Linked DNA regions of Homo sapiens: regions 2, 3 and 4 are each linked to region 1. The links are chromatin contacts, found by Hi-C or POLR2A ChIA-PET in ENCODE. All regions are on one chromosome and are shown on one strand. Each heading gives the region's core, a stretch centred on a gene start or an enhancer-like site at or near the end of the contact. The rest is flanking DNA. Distances are from core to core; before and after follow the strand shown.

The links. A loop is a pair of places that touch in the nucleus more often than their neighbours do. ChIA-PET counts read pairs that join two places held with the same protein, here RNA polymerase II (POLR2A). Pooled maps may share reads with other maps.
Region 2: a pooled map shows a loop between it and region 1 (2.5-fold over the local background). The contact joins the promoter of KCNIP2 here to the promoter of ACTR1A in region 1. A Hi-C loop is called at or near these places in 2 of 168 maps with a recorded cell type or tissue (B cell and naive thymus-derived CD4-positive, alpha-beta T cell), 2 of 37 single-sample maps with no recorded cell type and 14 of 50 pooled maps.
Region 3: a map of naive thymus-derived CD4-positive, alpha-beta T cell shows a loop between it and region 1 (23-fold over the local background). The contact joins the promoter of DPCD here to the promoter of ACTR1A in region 1. A Hi-C loop is called at or near these places in 1 of 168 maps with a recorded cell type or tissue (naive thymus-derived CD4-positive, alpha-beta T cell), 1 of 37 single-sample maps with no recorded cell type and 6 of 50 pooled maps.
Region 4: a loop to region 1 is called in a map of naive thymus-derived CD4-positive, alpha-beta T cell, with 15 times the contacts of the local background. The contact joins the promoter of FBXW4 here to the promoter of ACTR1A in region 1. A Hi-C loop is called at or near these places in 1 of 168 maps with a recorded cell type or tissue (naive thymus-derived CD4-positive, alpha-beta T cell), 1 of 37 single-sample maps with no recorded cell type and 7 of 50 pooled maps. POLR2A ChIA-PET finds 5 or more read pairs at or near these places in 1 of 52 experiments (common myeloid progenitor, CD34-positive).

The regions. Positions count from the first base shown.
Region 1 is chr10:102,497,693-102,503,961 of GRCh38, forward strand. It overlaps ACTR1A (actin related protein 1A), which reads right to left and starts at 5,020. Exons shown (of 11, transcript NM_005736.4): 1 at 4,908-5,020. The coding sequence starts at 4,955. It also overlaps a transcript of SUFU not described here. RefSeq lists enhancers at 3,004-3,504, 4,899-4,998 and silencers at 5,349-5,418, 6,096-6,269.
Region 2 is chr10:101,839,916-101,846,745 of GRCh38, forward strand. KCNIP2 (potassium voltage-gated channel interacting protein 2) reads right to left here and starts at 3,885. Exons shown (of 10, transcript NM_173191.3): 1 at 3,581-3,885. The coding sequence starts at 3,653. It overlaps ARMH3 (armadillo like helical domain containing 3), which reads right to left. Exons shown (of 26, transcript NM_024541.3): 26 at 5,684-6,830. RefSeq lists silencers at 1-111, 3,858-4,107 and an enhancer at 3,397-3,902.
Region 3 is chr10:101,586,608-101,592,800 of GRCh38, forward strand. DPCD (deleted in primary ciliary dyskinesia homolog (mouse)) reads left to right here and starts at 1,714. Exons shown (of 6, transcript NM_015448.3): 1 at 1,714-1,793. The coding sequence starts at 1,730. It overlaps POLL (DNA polymerase lambda), which reads right to left and starts at 1,650. Exons shown (of 9, transcript NM_001174084.2): 1 at 1,215-1,650; 2 at 639-799. The coding sequence starts at 753. RefSeq lists enhancers at 1,290-1,569, 1,670-1,999.
Region 4 is chr10:101,693,813-101,700,560 of GRCh38, forward strand. FBXW4 (F-box and WD repeat domain containing 4) reads right to left here and starts at 1,358. Exons shown (of 9, transcript NM_022039.4): 1 at 569-1,358. The coding sequence starts at 1,293. RefSeq lists an enhancer at 38-117 and silencers at 428-887, 1,168-1,217, 1,248-1,527.

The DNA.
Region 1 (6,269 bases), core at 3,770-6,269:
AGGCTGGCCTTGAACAACACAATTCTCCTGACTTATCTTCCAGAGTATAAAAGGAGGACAATTTTATGATGATGGTTGTTTTGCGGATTATTTGTAAAACAGAGAGAAAGGATAGGGTTGCCAGGCACAGTGGCTCATGCCTGTAATACCAGCACTTTGGGAAGCTGAGGTGGGAGGACTGCTTCAGCCCAGGAGTTCTAGATCAGCCTGGGGAACACAGGGAGACCCCATTTCTACAAAAAAAAAAAAAAAGGCTGAGCAGGTGGTACACGGCTGTAGTCCCAGCTACTTGGGAGGCTGAGGTGGGAGGATTGCTTAAGCTTGGCAAGCTGAGGCTGCAGTGAGCTTTGATTGTGCCAATGAGCCCCAACCTGGGCAACAGAGTGAGACCTTGTCTCAAAAAAAAAAAAAAGATAGGGTTGTGGAGGGGTACAAAGAGTCTTCAATTATATCTGTAATGTTTTATTTCCTTAAAACATGAAGGTGGATGGGAACACTAAAGCAAAAAAAATACTGAAGCAAATATGGCAACATCAATATTTACTAAATCTGGGTAGTAGACACATGCTACCTGGGTGCTTGTTATATACCACACCGAATTTTTCTGTGTGTTTAAAGTATCTCTCTCTCTCTTTTTTTTTTTTTAAAGGGGGCTGAAGCAGCACAACATCCAAAGCAAAACAAACAAATGCTTAGCTTATTGTTGAACTTCTGAAGAGCCTGCATTTAGGTCCATATAGTCACAAAGACAGTTTTAAGTTTGACAGGAATGTTGATCCATTTTAGGTTCAGGCAAAACTGTAAACTTAGAGTTTTTTTGTTTTTGTTTTTAAATAGGCTGGAGTGAGGTGCACGATCTCACTGCAGCCTCAAACTCCTGGGCTCAAGTGATTCTCCCATCTCAGCCTCCTACAGGTGCATGCCACCAAGCAAGCCTGGCTAATTTTTTTTTTTTTTTAAAGTAGAGATGAAGTCTCACTATGTTGCCCAGGCTGGTCTCCAATTCCTGGGCTCAAACGATCTTCCAGCCTTGGCTTTCCAAAATGCTGGAATTACAGGAGTAAGCCACCACATTTGGCCTGGATCTTAGGAAAAATTTGAGTTTCAGAATAAACATAGTATTCTGATCAAAGTGTAGTCCTCAAAATGTGGCCTAGGAGCTGCTCCTATCTTACACTATTCTCTATGTCTTTGGGAAGAAATGACTTATATTTGGTTTTAAAAAATATCTATCATCATAAAGCTTCTTGGGTGATTAAAAAAATACCTATCACTTTATTGTTGTCATTAAAGCACACACCTACCTGCCCCTCCATTTTCCTCATTAAATTCTGATGAAATGACTTGATGCCAGAGTAAGATGAAAGACGTGGTCACAATTGTCTTATGATTGGGAAAGGCTGTGAACTTAATGGGGCTCTTTCCCTGCTTTCTTTCTCCTGCATTCTTTTGATTATACTCTTCTGCCCATAAATAAAGTGTAGCAACATGTTAAGCTATGGAGTTAACATAGCTAGTGATACATTATTCTCATTATATGTAATAAGTTGTCTCAGGTATTTCAAATAATGTTTCCTATACATCTACCATCTTGAAAATAATAAAAACAAAATGACCCCCCAAATGTTAAACAACAAGGACTACCTGAGACCGCACATGTAAAAATGTGGCAGATTTTCAGCAAATACTAATAGGAAAATGACTTAAGTTTCTCCTACTTCACCTTTTGGCAGAAATACTGGCATAATAAAGGACATGTTTTCCCAGAGGGGGAAAAAAAAGACAAGTCAATTCTTTAAATCTTGAAACTAAAAATGCATCACTGCTGTAATGCATTTCGAAACATACTACCAGGAAAGAGAAAGAAAAAAATTAAGACGCATTAGTGTAAGTGATATTAAAGAAAATGGCCGGAGATGGAACTCCTGCCTAGCAATTCAAGAAGCAAAGGAGCTGGTGGGATAGACAGGTTGTTCCTTCTGCATTGCTGATGAAAACAGGAAATTGAATTTCTATATATTTTTCCTTTTTACAACTAAGAAAAAGGCAGAAGAAGCACAAAGAGCCTGGCTAAAGACAGAAATCGTAGTGCTCTCTGAAAATCAACATCAAGAACAAAAAGTCCTACTCAATTATCTGCAGTAACTAACTAGAGAAAACTCCCCATCTTTTCTTTATTTAGGAATATCTTTGTTACTTTGATAGAGATATTCAGTCATTCATCCAATCACCCATCAATCCAATGAAAAAACATTTATTGAGCACACAGAGGTGCCAGACCCTAGGTATACTGTGTGTGTGTGGAGAGAAGTGGGTGAAGTGAGACTAAAGGAATATCATCTTTCTTAAATTTTTTTTCCCAACACCACTAAACCTGTGGGAGAATATCATCTTTTTCCACAAGGATTTAATAGTCTAGTGAGGGAGACAAAAAGATCCTCTCAAAAATGAAGTATCTGGGCTGGGTGTGGTGGCTCATGCTTGTAATCCCAGCACTTTGGGAGGCCAAGGCGGGTGGATCATTTGAGGTCAGGAGTTCAGGACAAGTCTGGCCAATATGGTGAAACCCCATCTCTACTAAAAATACAAAAATTAGGCCGGGCGCGGTGGCTGACGCCTGTAATACCAGCACTTTGGGAGGCCGAGGTGGGCGGATCACGAGGTCAGGAGATCGAGACCATCCTGGCTAACACGGTGAAACCCCATCTCTACTAAAAATACAAAAAATTAGCCGGGCGAGGTGACGGGCGCCTGTAGTCCCAGCTACTCGGGAGGCTGAGGCAGGAGAATGGCGTGAACCCGGGAGGCGGAGCTTGCAGTGAGCCGAGATCGCGCCACTGCACTCCAGCCTGGGCGACAGTGAGACTCCGTCTCAAAAACAAACAAACAAACAAACAAACAAACAAACAAACAAAAATTAGCCAGGCGTGGTGGTGCACATCTGTAATCCCAGCTACTTGGGAGTCTAGGCTGGAGAATCTCTTGAACCTGGAGGCGGAGGCTGCAGTGAGCTGAGATCGCACAATTGCACTCCAGCCTGGGTGACAAAGCGAGATCCTGTTCCCTCCACCCCCCCACACCAAAAAAAGAGGCGTCTCTGCCAGGCACGGTGGCTCAGGCCTATAATCCCAGCACTTTGGGAGGCCAAGGTAGGAGAATCGCAACAGCCCAGGAGTTTGAGACCAGCCTGGACAACATGGTGAAACCCTTCCTACAAAAAATACAAAAATTAGCCAGGGGTGGTGGCGCGTGCCTGCAGCCCCAGCTACTCGGGAGGCTTAAGCGGGAGGATCACTTGAGCCCAGGAGGTTGAGGCTGCAGTGAGCTGTGATCGCGCCACTGCATTTCAGACTCAGCAACAGAGCGAGACCCTGTCTCCAAAAAAAAAAAAGAAAAAAAAAATGAGCTGTCTCATTGAGCTCAATCCTGCCCCTTTCTAAGGGGGAATAATAAAAACAAAATACCCATGGAGAGAAGGAAAATTTAATGAAAACAACAACAAAAATATATTGGAAAAAGCAAGCAACTTGGAACTGGATCTTAGTCTGATGACTGGCTCCTCAATTCCTAAACTGGATGGTTTGAAATCTGTTATTTAACATCCCTGCATACACTGGGGATAGTAATTCCTATCTACCTAACAGAGCTGAAGCTTAAACGAGAACATTGTAATATGCCTAAGGTCCCAAGAGCTGAATCAACAAAGGGAATCTGACAGAGTCAGCTTACAACAGAGGGAACTGGTAGTTTTGCCTCAATGGAGGGACCTACAAGGGACACAGACAGGGATCAATCTCTGTGGGACCAAAGCTTTGAATCGAAGGCAGAAATGCAGTCGTTTTACAATTTTCTCCTTTCCCCCCAAAATAAGAGCAGTATTTAGATTCTTTCTATTGGTCAATATTGATGCTTCTGCATGGTGGTGCTGGCAAAAGGGATGACGGATAAAGTACTGGATTTAGGGCACCTCTGCTATGTGACCTTGGGCTCACGTTACGTCTTCGCGCTTCAGTTTTCTCATCGGTAACACGAAGATCAAAGTTCCTTTTAAACTATGCGTCCAGTTTTTGTGAGGATCCAACTCGAATGTATGTGAAAACGCCCTGGAAGCGCTAGAGCGCCAGGCAAATATTAAGTTTGGTAATTTTTTCCCCGTAAGAACTAGGCGTTCCAAAGAGGAGGACAACCTCTCTGCTTCCTTTGTCACTCTCCTTTCTTCTCGACCTTTACCAACTTTGTAATTTATAATCACAGTAATAGCTGACATCCTACAGCGGTTTCTGGCACCAGATTCTCGGGCCCCACCCAGATCCACACCACCAAGCCGCAGCGCCGGCTGAGACCGAAGGAAAACTTAGCCGTTCTCCACCCGCGGGCGGGCACTCGCCTCTAGGCCCCACCACCCAGAGTCCCGGAAGCCAATCCCCACAGCCCTGGAGCACTGCCCCGCCCCTTCAAGAGGGAAAACAATATGGCGGCAAGGAAGAATGGCAGGGGCGTGAGCCAATCACCGCAGAGGCCTAGCCTCATCCGGCAAGGCTAAGAGGCGGTATCATTGGCTAAGATGGACAGCCAGAGCAACCAATAGAGCGATCGGAAATGGGGGAGAGGGCGGGCGACGGGAATCTCACACAGCGGTTAAGGCCCCTAGAGCCAAGGGCCCAAGGACTGGCTTGGACTATAACTCTTTCCTTTATCCACTCCAGAGTTCTCCATCCCACTTTTGCTGGCTGGCCGCCTTGCCTGCGGACTATGTGATAAGGGGAGGAAGGAGGCGGCGGTGGCTGAACGCGCCTGACAGGCCGGGCCAGTGACAAAGAGCCGGCGGCTCAGGCTGAACCCCGGGAAGCGATCCTTTCGAGGAGGAGAGCCCAAGTCCCCTTATAGATAGGAAAGACGCAACTCACGTTGTCGATCACGACAGGCTGGTTGGCGATCACATCGTAGGACTCCATGGCAGAGGAATCTCTCCTTCTGGGGAAGGAACTGCCCAGCCGGGTCCGCCGCTAGCGCCACTGACACGCATGCGCAGTCTAGCCGCCGGTTCAGGGCGGCGAGGGAGCGGCCCGACCTCGCCTCTGAAGAACTACAATCCCCAGCAAGCTTTGCGCCTGGGTTAGCGATCTAGCTTGCTTTGTTGCCCGCCTAGTTTAAGATTGGGAGTCGCATTTCCAATGCGCAGTACCCTGGGATTTGTGGTCTCCCTAGATTAAACAGCCAGAGACACAGGTTGATGGTCATGTTGCATGCCTGGATCTGTAGTCCCTTTGAAGGAGTTCGCAGTGCATGCTGAGGTATGTAGTCTTCTCGAGTACTTGTCTGTAGTTCGGTTTGGATTGGTCGTAATTCATGGATGTTTGGATTTTGCAGATCAGCCCTGCCACTCCCCCCGACGTTCCCTTAGACAATATAAGGTTCTCATGTTTTTATTTGGGTCTGTAAGACTTTAATAAACATCTCCTAGCACCTCACACTCTAACAAAAAGGAAATGTTAACACACGTACGCGAGAGGACATATTCCTACAACAAAGGAAAACAATTTAAATTGCATAAAATTAGCTTTAAGTTTAAAAACCTGTACATTGTCGTTGCCTTTTGCATTTTCTTTTTTTCTGCATAACAGGCTAACATTGATCCGAAGATTGGCAATTGGAACTACTGGTATAGGTAATCTTTTGGTCATTAAAACATCATCTAAGGGTTTCAGAAACTGCTCGAGTATCTCTTTAATTTTCATAACGAGCTAGAATTGACACTGATGGTTGAGAAAATGGAGGTGAAGAGAGGTTATGTGTCACTGCTTTCAAATGAGCCCAGTGCATTTTTTTCTCTGGATTATGTTCTCCCCCAGCCCCCTTGAAATTTCAGGGACCTTTTTGTCAATAGCCCTAGAAAACATTAGATTTATTATCATCTATTAATACTAACGCCCCATGGATGAATGAATCAATCCATTGTCAGATTTATGTTTAAATCCTAGTTAGCAGCGCGTCAGCAAAACAGTAACAAATCCTTTGTTGGCGCACTTCTCGCTGCTTTCGTGGGACCTTAGCACCTCAGAGGGTGCTCAGCATCTCTAAACTTGGGTTCCTCCTAACACTAGGGGGAGACCAAGAGCCTTGGGACACTCCCAACACAGGGAGGGGAGGCGGGGCCTATTGTCAAGTCACACCTTCCCTGCCTGTGACTGGCACAGACATTAGCCAATGGGTGCTTGGATAGGGTGCGCCGGCGCCCCGCCCCCCTTAGCGCCCCGCCGCCCCGAGGC
Region 2 (6,830 bases), core at 2,635-5,134, 660 kb before region 1:
AGGCCCGCGTGGGCGGCGCGGGAGGGCCGGCCCGGCAGGCATAGGATCGAAACCCTGGAGCCTTCCCATGTTCTCCTGGCCGCACGAGAGGAGCTCACCCTGGCCCCATCATGTGAAGCAGCCGCCCCCAAAGTTCCTGGACGGGGGGGGGGGGTGGCGGGGAGGGGCGGCGCGGACTCAGCCTTCTCAGGGAGCATTTTTCTGGGTTCTGGCGGGGAGGCCAGGCAGGCACATGTGGGTTTTGAGAAAAGAGCTGGATGGGGAATGAACCGTATCTTTTATTGCCCCCTTTCAGCCCCCCTTTCTCCGCCTGTCGCACTCCTCCCCGCACCCTGCACCCCGCCCCCACCATTTTGGCATAAAGAGCCGAAGGGGTAAGAGGACAGAGTTGTCATGGCAACTCCCCACACTTCCTGGGCCAATGGAAGAAAGCCAGGAGGAAGGAGAAAGAGGCCAGTGTATTGGGGTGGCAAAGAAGAGGCAGCAGAGTTGTGCCCCACTGCCTTCTGTCTCCTGGCTCCAAATTCCTTGCTCTCATAACTGTTTCTATTTGTGTTTGTCTCGGTGCGGCAGGTTCACAGACTACCACCATACGCTGGCTACAGCCGAATGCTTCGAGAAGAGCCCCCCCCGCACCCCCCCCCCACTTCGGTCCCGCTGCGCCCCTTTCCTGGACTCCGGACTCATCTCTATCAGGTTAGACCCCAAGTAAACACTTCCAGGACTCTCTAACGCCTTAAAATTCCTGGGAAAGCCTACGGGAGAGATATAGTCCCGCTCTTTCGACTGGGATCCCGCATGATTGGTTGAAAACCCTACATTTAAGTGGTGAGAATGACCTCCTAACTCTGGGCAAATCTTGTCCACTTGACGGCGACTATCCCCACCGCAAAGCAGCTCCGTGCGCATGGCTCCTCGCAGCCACACGGGGGCGCCCCCGCCCCGGCAACAATACTCAGGGCCGGAGGGACTCCACTGAGATCCCAGTCGGGGGACCGAGCTCAGGGCTAGCCAGCCAGGCTCCAACCCTCTCCGCATCTTCTCTTGGCCTTTCTCTCTTCCGCTCAGACAGGGCCGCTGCTAAACGCGGCCTTTCCCCTCGGAACCGCACTGCCCAGCGGCCCCGCCGGGCTGGGAAGACCTGAGGGATTAGACAGGGGTCCGGGCGGGGCTCGGACTGTTTTTTGTTTTGTTTTGTTTTCCTAAAGAGTCTCTCCCAGCTCCCTTTTGAGCTTGGGGTGGGAGTGGGGAAGTAAAATGTTCGGAGGTACCCAGGATGCCCTGAGGTGTAACTTTCCAGCTGCTTCCCTGCAAGCCTGATGGGCCGGGAAGACGGGAGCTGCAGACTACCCTAAATCCGATCCCAGGAATCCCAACTGCAGGGAAGGGGAGGCGAAGCCTGGCGCGCGCTTCAGCACCGCGGACAACGACTCCCCTTCATGCTTCAGCTTAGGCATCTCTCAGCGCTCAGAGCTCAGCGCCGCCCGCCCGCCCGGGAGTCTTCGTTGACACTGGCGTCCCAACCCGATTTGTCTCCCGCTATAAAATAAGCCGCCCTTCGAGAGGAGAGCTCCTGGTAGTCCTATTTCTACTTTCCAAGTCGTGTGTGGAGCTATCTACAGCTAGGCTGCTGTAGACCCGGACCACAATTCTTGATACTTGTCAACATTTGACCTTTCCATTTTCCTTGGGAGGTAGGCAGGCAGGCAGGAAGTAACATTCCCTTTTACAGATGAGAAAGGTGAGGCCAAGAGAACAAAAGTCACATAGCTGGTACACTTCCATTCCTGACTGAACTGGGGCAGGGCATCTCCAAATACAAATGCTTCCCCCACCCAATCTCATTCAAATAGCCAAGTGGGGAAGGGATGGTTTCACTAAGGGTGAGAACCCATTAAAGCTGGAAGCAAACACTGACTAATGTGATACTATTGAAGGCCCCTAGGCCCTTACTACTCTCAAGAATCCTAAGCTGGTGATGGGAACAGAATTCATGGAAGAGCTGGACAGTGGGTCCTTTGGATTCCATCCAGCTCTGAGGCACATCTGGCATGGTCTCTCATCTGGGGCCAGCCTGAGTGGCTCCCCTGATCCTGACTAGGGCCTCCCTAGGGACAGTGATGGGGGATGGGGGAAGACACATGCTCAAGGCACCTCATCCTAGTCCCCTCCCCCTTCCCAGGTCTCAATCTCACTCCCCTCAGGAAGGACAAGGATCATGGCCTCCCTCCACCTCCCCAGCTTTGTTTTGGCCTCAGGGAGACAGCCTCCCTCCTCCCACTCTGCTGGCTTTCTAGAGCAGGCTGCACAATGAGAGACACAAACACATACATGGAAATGTACCCAGGGTGACACAGTCACCTACACAAACACATGGCTCTTCCTACCAAACCCAGGAACATGCACATGCACAGATGTACTGGCCTCACATACCTCCCCATGTGGGAAAGAGAGGATGCCCGGGCAGCCAAGTGGTTTGGTGGACATGCAGGACACCACATGGCACTTCCCAGGCCTAGAGCTTCTAGCTCTGTCTCTGGAGGGGAAGGAAGAGGATGTGTTTTCCTGGGGTTTGAGTGAAGTTCTGAAAGGTTTGTTGGGGGTTGAAGGATTCAGTTGTAAGAATAATCTCAGTACATGATTTGGTGTGGGGAGAGAGGGCTGACCCAGCACTAACTAAAGCCTCCCTACAGGGGCCAGGTGCTGGAGCCATAAGGTCTCTTGGAAACCAGACTGGGCAGCTGAACACTAAAGTCCCTCCTTGGGTCCACCTGGGCTATTTGTGGAAAAATTGGTGAAGGAGTGGGGTGTACTAAAGACCCCTATCTGTACCAGGAAGCCAGAGAGGCAGCAGGGATGAGACACGTCATAGACACTCACAGAGCCCCGCTGCAGACATCACCACATGAAAGTACACAACTAGCACTGAACACTAATCTCACAACCACAAAACACAACACAACCTACTTTAACAAATTCTTGCCCAGAGGGCTTATGGTCATGAAGGCTTACAAAGAGACAAGCCACCCTAAAGTAGAGCCCTGACACATTCTGGTAGTTACACACCACTTCATACAGAATTACACACTCACAACACATCGTTGCACATAGAGACACATGGTCAAAACAACTTCATCAGTACAACCAGGGTCCTACGCAAACTCAAACATCTGACGAGACCATACAATTGCACTGCCACATACAATCACACTCACCCTAGCTGTCACCAAGCCCAGGGCACATGGCAACCAGCTGTGGGAGGTGCGCGCGCACACACACACACACACACAGAATGACAGGTGCTCACGCACGTAACACCTCCCACTCCAGACACCCTCTCAGCCCTGTGTCACATACGCCCACACCTGCTGCCTCTCCACACCTGCCTCTTCTGTTCCTCCCCAACCCCTGCGGGACCCAAGGCTTTGAACCCCCAGTGTCCTGCCGCCCAGACCGGCCATAAGAGTGCCTGGGAATGGGGCAGAGTGTGGGTGCGGGCCAGGCCGGGGTCGGAGAGGCGGAAGGGTCTGGAGGAATGGAATCCACCCTCCCTCCCGCGACCCCCACGTCACTGACTCACCCGTGAGCTGGTCGTAGGAGCCGTCCAGGTCTCGGGAATCGGACAAACTCTCCTTGCGGCCCTGGCCCCGCATGGCCCCCGGCGCCCCGCTCCCGCCCGGGCCGTGGGAGGGGGCGCCGGGTGGCCGGGATAGGGCGCTCACACGGCGCCCCCTGGCGGCCTACTGTGCTGTCGGGGCTGGGGAAGTCCGGGCTGAGGCTGAGTCTGGGAATGGGCCCGGGGTCTGAGGTCTACCCGGAGGTCCTGGAGCAGGAGAGGGAACACTAGGCAGCAGGTGAGCGCAGAGCCGGAGGCAGAGCGGAGCTGAGCGCGGAGCCGAGCCGAGCTGCCTCTCTCCTCCCGCCCCCTCCCCGCGGCTGTCACCGCCTCCTCCCCTCTTTGGCGCTGCCGGGATTGGCTCCCCCTACCCCCGCCCCCCACCCTTTGCAGCCCGGGGGAGGCACCCGGTGAAAGGGTGAACTGCAAAGTGCGGGGAAGGAGACTAGCTCCCCAGCAATCTGCCCCTAAAGCAGAAGTCACGGGGCTTGGCGGGGGGGGGGGGTGGGGGAGGAGGAGAGCGCGGGACAGAAGAGCCCCACTGAGAGGAGGAAACCCCGCCCCCAATTCTCAGGCACCCCGTCCCCCTTCGTCAACACAGTTCTGGCTGAGGCAGAGCCTGGGGTATCATATCTGAGTCCCCGCTCCGTTTGTCTCCATGTCAGCCTGTATTTTCTCTGTTGTTCCTCCTCCCGTGTATGCGTCTCTCGTGGTCCCAGACAGTCCCCACCGTGCTTAAAGCAGGTTAGGGATGCAAAGGAAGAGTCAACCCAGCCTCTAATATTAGCAGGCTCATCGTGGGCCAATGGACTACTGTTTCATCTTCTCTCAAGTTCCAGAAGGACCCCAACTCTCACCCACTCCAGGACCCCGTCTCTGGAACCTATTCACTCTCAGGGTGCCTCCTTCACTGATCTAATGAACCCCATAGGCCGACTAGGAAGATAAAAAAACTAGTGAACCAGGTCAGTTTCTCAAGACATCCTTGCTCTTTTGTTCCTCCCCTGCAGCAACTTTTCTGCCCTTCTCTTTTGTCACCTGTCCTGTCCTAGATTCCTTGTTTTCCAGCAGATATGGGGAGCAACTGACAGGTTTGGGGATCCAAGTCAGGATACAGAGTAGGAAAGAAATGCCCTTGTTATGAAACCCCTTCCTTAAGATTAGCTCCTTTCCAAAGGCAGGGCTAGCACGGAAGCTGGGCTGCCTCATCTCCCAGGAATGGATCCTGAGTGTTTTGAGCGTCACAGGTCTGACCTTCCTCAGGATGCTTCCTGGGCTCCACACCCAAAAGCCCCCCAACCCGTTGCTATGAGGATGAGGGGACCTTGTCTGGTGGGTCCAAAGGAGTGACCTGTTAAGACCAAAAACTTTAAAGTGACTCAAGCACACTTAATCTCTTCAATTGGCTTTAATTTCCAACCACTTGATTTAATCAACCCAGCAGGAATTGTGGCGGGAGTTCAGGCCTAAGAGGGGGACAAGTGGCTGAGGGTAAGATTGTCTTTAGGAGCAATGCCCTGCGCTTGGATCTCCCTTGGCTCTGGAGGAGGCTCCACAGACCTGGTATAGAGGCTGGGCATAGAAAGTGCTTGGGCAGCTCCTGTTAAGGTTGATTTCCAGGAGAGAATGGGCACTCTCGTTTGGAGTTCTGGGATAGGTATATGTGAATAAACTGGTCAAGAGAAGGGCCTTTACAATGGAGGGCAAGGAGCCCTCTGCTTAGTGCCCCATGCCCTAGACCTGTCCTCATTCACTTGGAGGAAAGGCTGGCAGGAATCCGTAAGTGGCCAAATGGGTTGGCTTGCCTCCTCAATACCACTAAGTTTGGAGATAAGGGAACTAACTCTCTTCTCCCTCCTTCTACCCAGAGGACAAGAGAGGTTACAGCTCTCCGAACCCAACTGACCTCTACTAGGGCCAGGAGACTCAGAGGAAGGAGGAGAGTTCACAAGGGCAGGTAGGGGTCCCCTAGCCAGATGGCAGCAGCACCTAGGAGATTACCTTACCTCTATCTTTGAGGAATGAGTCTGGGCAACAGAGATTAAGGAAAAAAAAAGCAACACTAAAGACAGTCCCACACAAATCAATTTTTAATAATTTCAACTTGCCACCAGCTCCAAATCCAGCTGCCTTGGGGATTTATCACCAGGGAAAACACTAAATGCCCCAGGCTGAGCTATCCATCCAGTGATCAGATGACCCAGCCTGTGATCTCTTAAGAACCTACATCTACACATGGCAGCCTGTTAGTGGCTTCTCTGGAACTAGTGCATAGCTGCTCAATGTTAGAGCCAGAACTCTGGTTCCCAGGGAGGGCGAGTATCCCAAAGAGATTTGAGGTTAAATGGATGGCAGTCCAGGTGGTCCCAGACATGCTCTCACTGCTGAATTCCTGCACTTACTCCTAGAATATACCAGTGCTGTTTGCTCCCGCCATCCTGAGGGCTTTAGAAAGTGCTTTAAAAAGGGAGGATCTCGAAGCAGCAGCTATTTCAGAGGCAGCTGTTGGGAAAGCCTATAGTGGTTCCATGGAGGCTATCCAAGGGAGGAACCACAAGCCAACTCCCCATAAGTCAGGAGATTTGCCTGTGGCCCCACCCAGAATCTGAGCGGACAGAATGGAGGCCTTATGCATGATGCTCACCTGGCCTGTTTCAGATGGAGGGCACCCTACCCCCAGAAAGTTCTCTCCCTCCCAGGCACTAGACCATGACAGGAATAGATTCCTCCCCAGAGGAAATTCTCAGGCAGGTTGGATGTAAACAACAGCAGGGTAAGGGGGTGGAACACGTGGAGGGGAGCTCAGCAGAGGCAGGAGAGGCTGCCAGAGGAGGGGGGGCTAAGGGAGGTGGGGGAGCTGCTGGAAAGGGAACCAGCAAAGTAGGCACCTTGAGGGCTCCAGAAAGCCTGTCAATGTTTATTTCATACACACCCTAAAGACAGTAAAGCAGATTAGAAATTAAAAGTTAAGGTGGTGACCCTATTGTGCTGATGAGTCAAATGGGCCAGAAGAAGGGGAAAGCTAACGGTACTCCTGGTGCCAAAACTAAAATTCAAAAGGCGGTGACTGGACAGCAGAGCACTGGGCAGATTCTCATCTCCAGTTTTCCCAGAGAAGTCAATTCTGAATTCAGAAAATAGGAAAACTGGCTGGGTGTGGTGGCTCACGCCTGTAATCCCAGCACTTTGGGAGGCCAAGGTGGGTGGATCATGA
Region 3 (6,193 bases), core at 464-2,963, 910 kb before region 1:
CTCAGCCTCCCGAGTAGCTGGGATTACCGGCGTGTGCCACCATGCCTGGCTAATTTTTTGTATTTTTAGTAGAGACAGGGTTTCGCCATGTTGCCCAAGCTGGTCTCGAACTCCTGAGCACAGGTGATCTGCCTGCCTCGGCCTCCCAAAGTGCTGAGATTACAGGCAAGAGCCACCGCGCCCAGCCTCTCTCCATACTTTGAATCCTTTATCATTTATTCTTTCAACAAAGCGCGTTTCTTGCCCTTACAGTCTGACAGACCCGACAACCCTGCCTCCAAAGCCTCTGCCATTTATTTGCCAATTTGGCTGCAAAACAACTAACAACAAGCCTGGGTAATGGAGGGGGGTTTCTGTCCCAGTCCTCAGGGCAAAAATTATACTGGTCATTCCCTGAGGGCCCAGGGAGTCTTTTCTGATGGATAGAGGTCTTCGGGTAGAAAAGAAGGTAACACAGCAAATAGCCTGTCCAAGACCCAGGACCAAGCTTAGCACAAGGTAGATACAAACAGACCTGCAGGCCCTGGACAGGCAGAGTCAGCTCCAATATCTGATTCTGGACATAAACAACGTAGGGCTGAAGCACATGAAGGCTGTGGGTTCAAGCACACGAGGGTTCTGAGACTGGGTCAGCTCACCTTCTGCTTCTTCTCCCTCTTCCCTCCTAGGAATCTTTGCAAGTACTTTTGATGATGCATCAGCATGAATTTTCTGCCGCTTGGGAAATGCCTTCAAGATACCCCTGGGATCCATTGAAGTATGGCTGGATCCCGGCCTATTGGAGCGTTGGTCAGGGCTGCTGCACGTGGAAATCCAGAATTGAGGCCCTCCAACCCCTTTGCCTATGGAGGTAGGGTCTTTCCTGACCAGGCTTTGGGGGTAGCAGCCCAGTTTGGGGAAGCGGGTCGGGGGAGGGGGTCTCTTCAAACCCGGTTAAACTTCAGTGGTTTAGCCTAGCTTCACACTCCCCAGCCTTTCGAAGTTGGAGTATTACGGGAAATGAGGGGAAGGCTGGTGCCATCGGGGGTACTTTTGAGGAGTAGGAAACGACACCATTCCTCAGAGGGGTTGCGCTAAAGATTCAGCACAGCCCTGCTGCGGCCCACTTCGAAGGGCTTTACCAAATGGGATGCTGGGCTAGGAAATGGAGCTTTAGGGGATGGAGCGGAGCCTGGGGAGGACCTGCACATAAACCCCACATACTATTTCTCTACCTCCAACACAGACTCGCAGAGGAAGGAGGAGGACTTTCGGGGGTGAGTGGGAACGCCCTGCACCTGTCCTGGTCTCAGCCTCTCGACATGGGGGTGCTCAGCGCCGCAGCTGCGGGGAGATGGGGCACGGCCGCAGCAGGTGTGGGGAGCCCTCCGGGAATGGAGGAGTCTCGCAGCTGCGGGTGAAGTCCCGGGCAGGTGCGGTGTACTCGCCGTGTACGCAGCTGGCGCAGGCCAGGGAATCCCAGCTCGGGGCTAGAAGAAAGCTGGAGTGCCCGACCCCGGCCCCAAGAGTCTCTCCAACCCCCAGAGTCGGTCCCCGGGTGGGGTCGACTACTGGCCAAGCTAGTCACCCGGGGGTGGGCAGGAATAGACCACTTACCAGCAGAGCCAATGAGAGCGGACGAAGGGGGGAAGGAGGGCAAATGGCCAGAATAGCTTCCGAGTCAGCCGGAAGTGACCCTCTGGAACGGTTGCCATGGCAGCGGCTGGGCGTGCTGCTTAGCAGGGGAAAGATGGCGGTGACGGGCTGGTTGGAGAGTCTGCGGACAGCCCAGAAGACTGCGCTGCTGCAGGACGGTAACTCGAGGGTCCCCACGGGCTCCTTCGTTTTTTTCCCTCAGGGTCCGGCCCTCCGGGAAGGGCCTCAGGGCCTGGGTCGGCAGAGCTGGAAGGGTCTCGGCGGTCAGCCGGGCCAGGTCCTGCATTTGCAGATGAGGAGACTGAGGTTCACAGAGATGACATGACTGGAACACATGTCTCCGGACACCCCTTAGATTCCTCTACACCATCTCGCTCCGCTCTGATTTCTGTTGCTAATATAGTAATTTCTTTTACATTCATTATCTCATTTGCTCCTCACCACTGTCCTGAGAGGCTAATTTTCACCCCGTTTTACAGAAGAGGAAACTGAAATCCAAGAATGTTTTAGACTTTAGAGAGGAGAGAGGCCTGGGCTCTAGTTCCGACTGTGCCATTAATTCACCACGGGCGCTTCAGTCGGCTCCTTTACTTGTTTGGGCCTCACTTTCCTCATCTATAAAATGAAGTGGATGGACTACCATTGTTATCTCTGAGGTCCTTTCCAGCTGTAATATTTTTGTTAAGTGAACTTCTAAATATTTTCTGTGTCTTTAGGGGAGCTAGAGCAAGAACCAAGGGCTGTGCCTGGAAGAAGTGGGCACAGGGGCATGGATACCTAACTTTTCCCCACCCTAGGATTGGCCGATGCCGGCCCCTTTGTGCACTTGGGTCCTTTCTGGACCCACTGGGTAGCCAGGATGAATTGCGTCTGAAGTTCCTGAGGCTTTCAAGATAACAACTGGTGACTCATGTTCACAGGCAGGGGCCAATCAGGGAAGCCTGGAGTTTGTGGAAATTAAAATCATTTACTCGTTCGTGCAACATTTAGGAAGACTTTTACTATGTGCCAAGCTCTAAACTAGAACAGAAAGAAAAAGATATGTTGTCCCAGGACTCAGAGTGGTTGGGAAAAACATGTACTTAAATAATAAGAAGCGTTAAATAGAGGTTGTAGTCTTGTATAAAATGGTAGGAAAGAGTGAAGGTGTAAGTGACATCTCTTTGGAGGAAGACCCAACAGAAGTGATGATGTTTCTGGGTCCTAAAGAATTAATAAGGTCAGGCACAGTGGCTCACGCCCGTAATTCCAGCACTCTGGGAGGCCAAAGTGGGCGGATCATTTGAGCTCAGGAGTTCGAGACCAGCTTGGGCAACATGGCCAAACCTCATCTCTACAAAAAATACGGAAATTATGGCCGGATGTGGTGGTTCACGCCTGTAATCCCAGCATGTTGGGAGGCCGAGTGGGCGGATCCCTTGAGGCCAGGAGTTCGAGACCAGCCTAGCCAACATGATGAAACCACCCCATCGCTACTAAAAATACAAAAAAATTAGCCAGGTGTGGTGGTGCGCACCCGTAATTCCAGCTACTCTGGAGGCTGAGGCAGGAGAATCGCTTGAACCCGGGAGATGGAGGTTGCAGTGAACTGAGATCACACCACTGCATTCCAGCCTGGGTGACAGAGTGAGTGAGACTGTGTCTCAGACAAAAAAATAAATAAGCCGTGCATCATGGCACATGCCTGTAGTCCCAGCTACTTGTGGTGGCTGAGGCCAGAGGATCGCTTGAGCCAGCGAGGTAGACGCAGCAGTGAGCCGAGATCATGCCAGTGCACTCCAGCTTGGGCGACAGAGCGAGACCCTGTCTCAAAAAAACTGGAAAAAAAAAAAAAAAAAAGAATTAATAGGCGTTTGCTGAGTGAAGAAGAGGGGATAGCTATTCAAAGAACAACTCACATATAAGGACCCTATGTGAAGGTGTGAAGGTACGTGCCTGATTACTAGAGGAATAACAAAATGTTTAGTAATGTTAAAGCAGTCACTCAGTCAGAACAAACCACCTATAACTATGTCAGGTACTATTCTAGGTGCCAGGATGGAAGCGAGAATAAAAAGGTCCCTTTTCTCAAGGAGCAATGAGGGGAAGTTGTGGAAAATGAAGAGAGATGACAGATAAGTTGGGACATATTGTGATAGATCTCTTATGCCTTGCTAAAGATTTAGGACATTTTCTCATAGGACAGTGGTTTTTGTTTTTATTGTGGTAATAAATACATAACAGAATTTAGCATTTTAATCATTTTTAAGTGTACAGTTCTGTGGCATTAAGTACATTCACATTGTTGTGCAACTATCACCACCATCTTCAGAACTTTTTAATCTTTCTCAACGGAAATTCTTTTTTTTTTTTTTTTTTTAGAGACAGGGTCTTGCTCTGTCACCCAGGCTGTGGGGTACGATCATAGCTCACTGCAGCCTTGAACTCCTAGGCTCATGTAGTCCTCCCACCTCAGCCTCTTGAATAGCTGGGACTACAGGCATGTGCCACTACACTCAGCTCAAGTGAAATTCTGTACCCACCAAATGCCAACTCCTCATTCCCTCCTCCTCCCATCCCCTGGCAACCACCATTCTACTTTCTGTCTATGAATTTGACTGCTCTAGGAACCTCGTCTAAGTGGAATCATACAATATTTGTCTTTCTGTAACTGGTGTATTTCACTTAGTGTAACGCTTCAAGGTTCATCCATGTTGCCACAGTTGGATACTTCCAGCTGTGCCATTAATTCACCACAGGATCTCTAGTTGGCCCCTTTACTTGTTTGGATCCTTTCCAGCTGTAATATCGTTCATAAAGTAAACCTCTAAATGTTCCCTGTGTTTTTAGGGGAGATAGAGCAAGGACCAAGGGCTGTGCCTGGAAGAGGTGGGCACAGAGGTATGGATATTGTAGCATGTGTCAAAATTTTGCTCCTTTTTAAGGCTGAGTGATATCCATTGTATGTCTACACTGCATTCTGTTTATTTATTCATCTGTTGATGGACACCTGGGTTGCTTCCACCTTTTGGGTATTGTGGATAATGCTGCTCTGAACATGAGTATACAAATATCCACTTGAGTCCCTGCTTTCACTGTTTTTGGTCACAGAAGTTTTTAAACAAATATTTTATCAGCCAGGATTTTGTTAAGTTCTTTTGTTAGTAGCATCACAAAATGATATTGTTAAGATTCCACCCTATCCCCAGACTGAAAAACAACTCAGTATTGCATATGTGGTTAAGCCTTGTCAAACCTGCAGATTTACCCCTGGGTGTGTAGGAGGGGTGTGGGGAGTAGGGGGGAGGTTACTCCCTTCCACCAAGAATCATGGCTATTGATATCTTGGGCTGGATAATGAGACTCCATTTTACTTTTGTTTTTTTAAGAAATAATTACATTCATTGTGGAAATATGAAAAATAAAGAAGTCAAATATAATATTACCACCCAGATAATCATAATTTACTTTTTTTTTTGAGACAAGTTTCACTCTTGTTGCCCAAACTGGAGTGCAATGGCGCAATCTCGGCGCACTGCAACCTTTGCCTGCTGGGTTCAAGCGATTCTCCTATCTCAGTCTCCTGAGTAGCTGGGATTATAGGCGCCCGCCACCAAGCCCGGCTAATTTTTTTTTTAATTTTTAGTAGAGACAGGGTTTCACCATGTTAACCAGGCTGGTCTCAAACTCCAGACCTTAGGTGATCCGCCTGCATCGGCTTCCCAAAGGGCTGAGATTACAGGCGTGAGCCGCCTCGCCCAGCCCATAATTTATATTTTTATACATAAACTTCTATATTATTTCATGCATACACTCACAGTTATTTTTCTTTTACAAAAATATACTAATATACTTAATAATTTATATATACATTTATTTCTAGAATAAATATACTATTAAAACAAAGTATAGATAAGTATCGAATAATCATTGGGTAAGGGAAGATGCTCTGAGTGCAACTTCTAAGGCAGTAACCACAAAGAAAGAAAATATATAGTTGGCTTTATAAAAACTAAACACCTGTGTTGGGTACCTGTAATCCCAGCTACTGGGGAAACTGAGGCAGGAAGCTCACTTGAGGCCAGAAGTTTGAGGCTGTAGTGTGCTATAATCATGCCTGTGAATAGCCACTGCACTCCAGCCTAGGGAACATAGCCAGACACTCTTAAAAAACAAAAACACTTGTTTGGGAAAACCCACTTTAAACAAAGTTAAGGGCCAGGCGTGGTGGCTCACACCTGTATTCTCAACACTTTGAGAGGCCAAGGCAGGAGGATCACTTGAGCTCAGGAGTTTGAGATCAGTCTGGGTAACATAGTAAGACCCCATCTCTACAAAGAAATTTAAAAATTAGCTGGGCATGGTGGTGTGCAACCATGGTCCCAGCTACTCGGGAGTCTGAGGTGGAGGATCACTTGAGCCCAGGAGGCAGAGGTTGCAGTGAGCCGAGATCACACCACTGCACTCCAGCCTTGGCAACAGAGCAAGACACTCTAAAAAAAAGCCTCAGTTGGCCGGGCGTGGTGGCTCATGCCTGTAATCCCAGCCCTTTGGGAGGCTGAGATGGGCAGATCACGAG
Region 4 (6,748 bases), core at 108-2,607, 810 kb before region 1:
CAGGCCCCCTTTTTCGTGTCGCTCTGCCTATATGAAGTCATAAACTATGGCTGAACACTGGGACCGAGGGCTTCTCTTAAGGTCCGAGCCCTGAAGCTTAACAACCTTTAGAAAAGGGTAGGGAGGATGAAAGATGAAAGTCCACAAAAATTTATGATAGACCACTTAAGGAACCTGAGTCCTAGACCTGGACTCAAGGAATCGTCCAAAGCACCGTACCAGACTGGCTCCTCTGGGGCGAAGGAACCGGGGCAGCTAAACCTCTGCAAAAACACACAATCGAAAGCTGTAGGGAGTGCCTAAGATGGCTAATTGTGAGGAGCGGCCCACCCGGGAGGGTGCCTACTGAGGGATGCTCTCGGGAGGCTGCCTCAGATGGAGGCCTTGGGGAGGAGGGGCAAAGGGGTCCCCGAGAGTGCTCGGGAAAGGGTGTAGGCGGAGGTCAGGTGTAGGCCTAGAAACTCGGGGTGCGACACGACCCTGGGCCGACCAGGCCGCGGCGCCCCGCCCTTTCCCGGGACGCGGGGCCGGCTCGGGGCGGGGAGCGGGCGGGCGAGCGGACGCTTACAGGTCGGTGCCGAGCCGCGTGAAGCCGGAGTTGAGCGAGGCCCGGGCTATCCGGCGCCAGAGCAGATCGCAGCTGGTGAAGCGCCGCAGCCAGCGGCACACCTGGGCCAGGCGGCCGAGGGCCCGCATGTCCAGGTAGGAGCAGATGAGCAGCAGCAGCTCCTCCGGCAGGCGCCAGAGCGCAGGCCCCGCGGCCGGGCGGGCAGCCGACTCCCGAGCCGCCTCCTCCTCCTCCTCCTCCTCCCCGGCCGCCGCCGCCATGGCCACCCCTGTCCCCGCGATGTCGGCCCAAGCCTGACCCCCTCGTCCCTGTGCTCTTCCCGGCCTGGCGCCCTCCCGCCGCCTAGCCCTGACCCTCCATTCCTCCTTCTTCCCATACTCTCTTCCTTGTGCCTCCTTCCCGGCCCCTGCGCTCCCCTCGACTCCCTTGACGATGCCTCTCGCCCCTTCCTCCACGCTTCTGCCTCCCTCTGCTTCCTCCCTTGGGCATGCCCTCGCTCCCGCGTCAGCCCCCGGCCCGGCTGCCTCCTTCGCCGTCTGCGGCCCGGGCTTCCCTTCCGCCCCGCTTCCTCTTCCGCCTTGCCCCGCTCTCGCTTTTCCCTTCCCCTTCCCCTTCCTTCGCTTCCCCCTCGCCACCCTCCCTTCCTGCAGCTTCCTCGCCTCTCCGCCCTCGCCCTCGCCGGGCCCGCCGTTCCCGGGGGGCCCCGAGCGGCCCTGGCTGCCCATGAGCGGCCGCGGGGCCGGCCCGACGCGGAGCCCAGCCCGAGCCGCCACCGCCGCCGCCCCGGGAGGAGGCGACACCATGTCGGACCGGGTCACATGGGGCGGCGCGGGCCGAGCCCTGGGCACGCCCCTCACACCTGCAGCCTTGGAGCCACTTCGGGGTGCGGGCTGGGGCCGGGGCGCTGACACCACCCCCGCATCCCCGAGAGCGCTTGGTGGAAGCACAGGAGTTCGCGCTGCAAACACGTGAGGCCGGTTTCAGGGCCCTGCCTGAGGCCACAAGAGGACCCGCTGCCCTCAGGAAGCGGCCATTTGGAGCACCTGCCCTCAAGAAGCCCCTAGTTGGGTGGCCTTGCCCCTCTAGAAGCCCTCCTCTTCCTCGAGTGATGCCTCCTTTCCACGGGCCACATGTGAGGGCCCAACGAATCTGCAGCCCTAGAAGTTGACAGGTTCCATAGCTTAGGTTCTCACACAGGCCCGGAAGCACGGTCCTGGCGTGAGCTTGGGTGTTAGACGTATTTGGGGATTTGCAGTCTTCTAGATCCTGAGTCCATAACTTCAAAAACAGTCATGTATCAGGAAATGGCACAGCTAGGGCTTCTTATCAGTCACCACCCAAGTGCAAGTGGATTCTCCAAGGACTCAGCATCCATTCTTCATACCACCCATTCGATTCACATGGCATTAATCTGAAGGGAGAGCTACTGAGGTCTAGACCTGTGCTGTCCAACAGTGTCCTCCCTCGTCACATGTGGCTGCTGAGCATTTGAAATGTGGCTAATACAAATTGAAATGAGCTATAAGTGAGAAATGCACACCAGATTTTGAAGCCATACAAAAAAAAGAATGCAAAATATCTCATTAATAATTTTATATTGATTACGTGTTGAAGTGTTAATATTTTGGATACGCTGTATTGGGCTAAATACAATATATTTTAATGTAACTACTAGAAAATTTAAAATTATACATGGGACTTGCATTTGTGGCTCGGGTTATTTTTCTATTAGCATTGGGCTAGGCAGTAAAACTTGGAGGAGGGGAGGAAGATGCCAATTTCTGTCTGTTTATCCTGTACTCCAAATCCAGGTAGGAAGGATTGGAGAGTTTTCTTTTGTACTTATCTACATCTTAACACTCATTTTCAGGGAGCAGGGAAGAATAAAAATTGACCCTGAAAATTATTCAACACCTAGCATAGCCAAAGAGAAACCTAGGGAAGCAACTACATTGTATTATGGTGCTGCAAGAAGCATCATGTAACAAGGTCAGACCGGAATCTGGCTTTGCCCTAGAATTACTTTTTGATCTTAGCAAAACAACAACAAAAAGCCCCACCTATCTTGGCCTTTTAGTGTTCTCAATCTGTAGTGGAGATAATGCCTCTGCCTTACTTTCGAGGGATAAATGAGATGATCCCTGTAAAATGCTTTGAACTCCTCTAAGAAAATTCTTAATAATAGTTACAGGTCAAATCCTGTTACAAAAAAATGCCATCCCTCCCCCTCTCCAAATGCAACAAAGACTTTGTGTAGAAAACGATTTCCAAACTCAAGGCAGTGGTTTATTGAAAGCACTATTTTATAGATTTCAATGCGGCCAAAGAATTTAAGCCATGTTTTAGAGATCATTATAAAGAAATTTACTTATTCACAGGTACCATACTGTTAGAAGACTACTAAGGCAGGAATACTTCACATTTAGGTGATGTCATGAGTTCAATATTTATTGATTTTGCTACATTTGTGTACTATGAGCGAATCAAGAAGGAAGACAAATGATATAGCAGGAATATGGTTCCTGCATTTTGTGTTTAGATTTGTGTTAGAGATGTTTGTAATTTCTTACTGTTTGAGTACTTAACTCATTCAGGATACATAGTAAAGCTGAGTAGTTCATCTATATTCTATCTCATTTTTAGTGGAGGCACTAAAACTTCTTTAACCCAACATAAATCAGGATTAAAATCCATAATCATGCAAGTGTAATTTACTTTATTTTCATTAATGGAGAATTTTTTTTTGAGACAGAGTCTGGCTCTGTCGCCCAGGCTGGAGTGCAGTGGCGCAATCTCGGCTCACTGCAAGCTCCACCACCCGGGTTCACGCCATTCTCCTGCCTCAGCCTCCCGAGTAGCTGGGACTACAGGCGCCCGCCACTATGCCCGGCTAATTGTTTTGTATTTTTAGTAGAGACGGGGTTTCACAGTGTTAGCCAGGATGGCCTCGATCTCCTGACCTCGTGATCCGCCTGTCTCGGCCTCCCAAAGTGCTGGGATTACAGGCATGAGCCACCTTGCCCGGCCTTTTTCTTTTTTTTTTTTTTTTGAGACGAAGTCTCACTCTGTTGCCCAGGCTGGAGTGCAGTGGCGCGATCTCGGCTCACTGCAAGCTCCGCCTTCCGGGTTCACGCCATTCTCCTGCCTCAGCCTCCCGAGTAGCTGGGACTACAGGCACCCGCCACCACGCCCAGCTAATTTTTTGTATTTTTAGTAGAGACGGGGTTTCACCATGTTAGCCAGGATGGTCTCGATCTCCTGACCTCGTGATCCGCCCGCCTCAGCCTCCCAAAGTGCTGGGATTACAGGAGTGAGCCACTGCCCCCGGCCCTCATTAATGGAGAAATTAAAGCATCATTTAGCGGTCATCATTAAAGCGGCCGGGCGCATCATTAAAGCGGCCGGGCGCGGTGGCTCACGCCTGTAATCCTAGCACTTTGGGAGGCCGAGGCGGGCAGATTGCCTGAGCTCAGGAGTTCAAAACCAGCCTGGACAACACTGTGAAAACCCGTCTCTACTAAAAAATACAAAAAAATTAGCCGGGCGTGGCGACAGGCGCCAGCTACTGGGAAGGCTGAGGAAGGAGAATTGCTTGAACTCGGGAGGCGGAGCTTGCAGTGAACCGAGATCGCGCTACTGCACTCCAGCCTGGGTGAGAGAAAAAAAAAAAAAAAACATCAAATCATCCTCTTTCACATTCAAACTAGAGATCAGGTAAACTCTTAGCCTAGAATTTGTAATGTAATGATTTCCAAAAAAGTCAACATACTCACTATGCAGGAAAAAAAGCAAAGCCAAAATGGAAAATTGGCATATAATCTGTTATTTGGTGGTGATGTGTGTCCCTAAATTACCAAACATGTGATAAAGAAAACAACAAAGAAGAAAACCTTTAGCCTTAGCTCAGAGAAGCAGCTAGAATATTTCATCAACTCTCCCTTTCCCTGCCAACAAAGAAAAATCCAATTTGGGATGTAACCAAACTTAAAAATTGTATCATAAAATTTACTTTTAAAATTCTTTTTTGGGATAGAGTGTCAAAAATAAAAAAGCAACTGAAAAGATGTGGCTGAAAAGATGAGTTTGTAATAAAAGTAAATGCATGTCTTCATGAAGGACCTGAATAGCATTTTTCTATCAAAGAAAATAAATATATTAATACTCAGAAAAGAGGAAGGTAGAAAGACTTTGGTGGACTTGACCATCTTTTTTTTTTTGAGGCAGAGTCTCACTCTGTTGCCCAGGCTGTAGTGCAATGGCGAGATCTCGGCTCACTGAAACCTCCGCCTCCTGGGTTCAAGTGATTCTCCTGCCTCAGCTTCCTGTGTAGCTGGGATTACAGGCACCTGCCACCACGACCAGCTAATTTTTGTATTTTTAGTACAGACGAGGTTTCACCATGCTGGCCAGGCTGGTCTTGAACTACCAATCTCAGACCATCCACCCGCCTTGGCCTCTGAAAGTGCTGGGATTACAGGCATGAACCACCCCGCCCGGCCCAGAACATCTTTAAGTAAAAGTCATCAACTCCCTTGAAGTTCAGATTCAGGAATCATCATGAAATAAGGCAGGGAGGTGAAATCTACCTTTGTTTTCATAAAGCTTTTTTATTTAAAAAATTAATTTATAGATTAATAAACTGAAAACAGTGGACACAATATTGGCTGGGTGTGGTGGCTCATGCCTGTAATCCCAGCACTTTGGGAGACCGAGGCAGGCAGATCACCTGAGGTCAGGCTTGTCTGCCTGGCCAACATGGTGAAACCCTGTCTCTACTAAAAGTACAAAATTAGCCAGGCGTGGTGCCGCACACCTGTAGTCCCAGCTACTAAGGAGGCTGAGGCCAGAGAATCATTTAAACCTAGGAGGCGGAGGTTGCAGTGAGCTGAGATTGCACCACTTCACATCAGCCTGAGTGACAGAGCGAGATTCCATCTCAAAAACGAACAAACAAAAAAAAAAACTTAAGACATAATATAAATTTCATAATTTTGTGGGTATTTAGAAACACTAACATTAATTTACCTTTTTTTTTTTTTTAGACAGCGTCTCACTCTGTCACCTAGGCTGGAGTGCAGTAGCATGATCTTGGCTCACTGCAGCCTTGACCTCCTGGGCTCAAGCAATCCTCCCATTTCAGCCCCAGAGCAGCTGGGCCTACAGGTGCCTGGCTAATTTTTTTATTTCATTGACAAGGTCTCACCATGTTACCCAGGCTAATAGTTTACTTTTAAAGAGGATTTTAAAGCAGAGATATAAAGTTCTTTATGTTAGTGTGTACATGTAAGTGACATGCATGATGGTGATTGTTGCTGTTATTGGTAGCACATAGTATATGTTTAGGATTGTAAAAAGGCTAGAATTTTGTATTCTGGTCATTCTTATAAACAGATGACAGAATCACCTATTCACACATTCATTACATTGGTGCCCACATACTCATTGGTTATACCCTCAGGGCCCCTCAGGAGCTGGTAGATTTAACAGGAAAATTATTCTGAGATGAATGAGAGACAAAGAGATTATTTTGTGAGTGACAGATTTCAATATCATACGTGGGCCCAGATGCTCACCATTATTCCTCTATAATAGCATTGGCTTACATTTACTATAAGCACTTACTACATGCCAGCCACTATTAGAAGAGTTTTCCAGCCAGCCACGGTGGCTCACACCTGTAATCCTGGCACTTTGGAAGCCTGAGGTAGGAGGATTGTTTTTGAGCCCAGGAGTTCAAGACCAGCCTCCAGGAGTTCAAGACCAGCCTGGGCAACACTGGAAGATCCTGTCTCTACAAAAGAATTTTAAAAAATTAGCCGGGCTTGGTGACACACATCTGTGGTCCCAGCTACTTCGGAGGCTGAAGTGGGAGGACCAGTTGAGCCTGGGAGGTCAAGGCTGCAGTGAGCCATGATCACACCAAGGCACTCCAGCATGGGCAACAGAGCAAGACCCTGTCTCAAAAAAAAAAAAAAAAAAAAGTTAATTATGTAGACTTTCAAACTCTTAATGCTTTTCATAATCTTTTTTCAAAACTTCAAAGGGATTGTTAGGAACTAAAGTGTCTTGCAAAAGAACATTTAGCTAAAATTTGGTAATTCCTTCATTTTGTTTCAGCTTCATTTTCTTCAATTTCTTCATTTTGCTTCATCCTCATTTAGTAACTATGTATGGTATGTG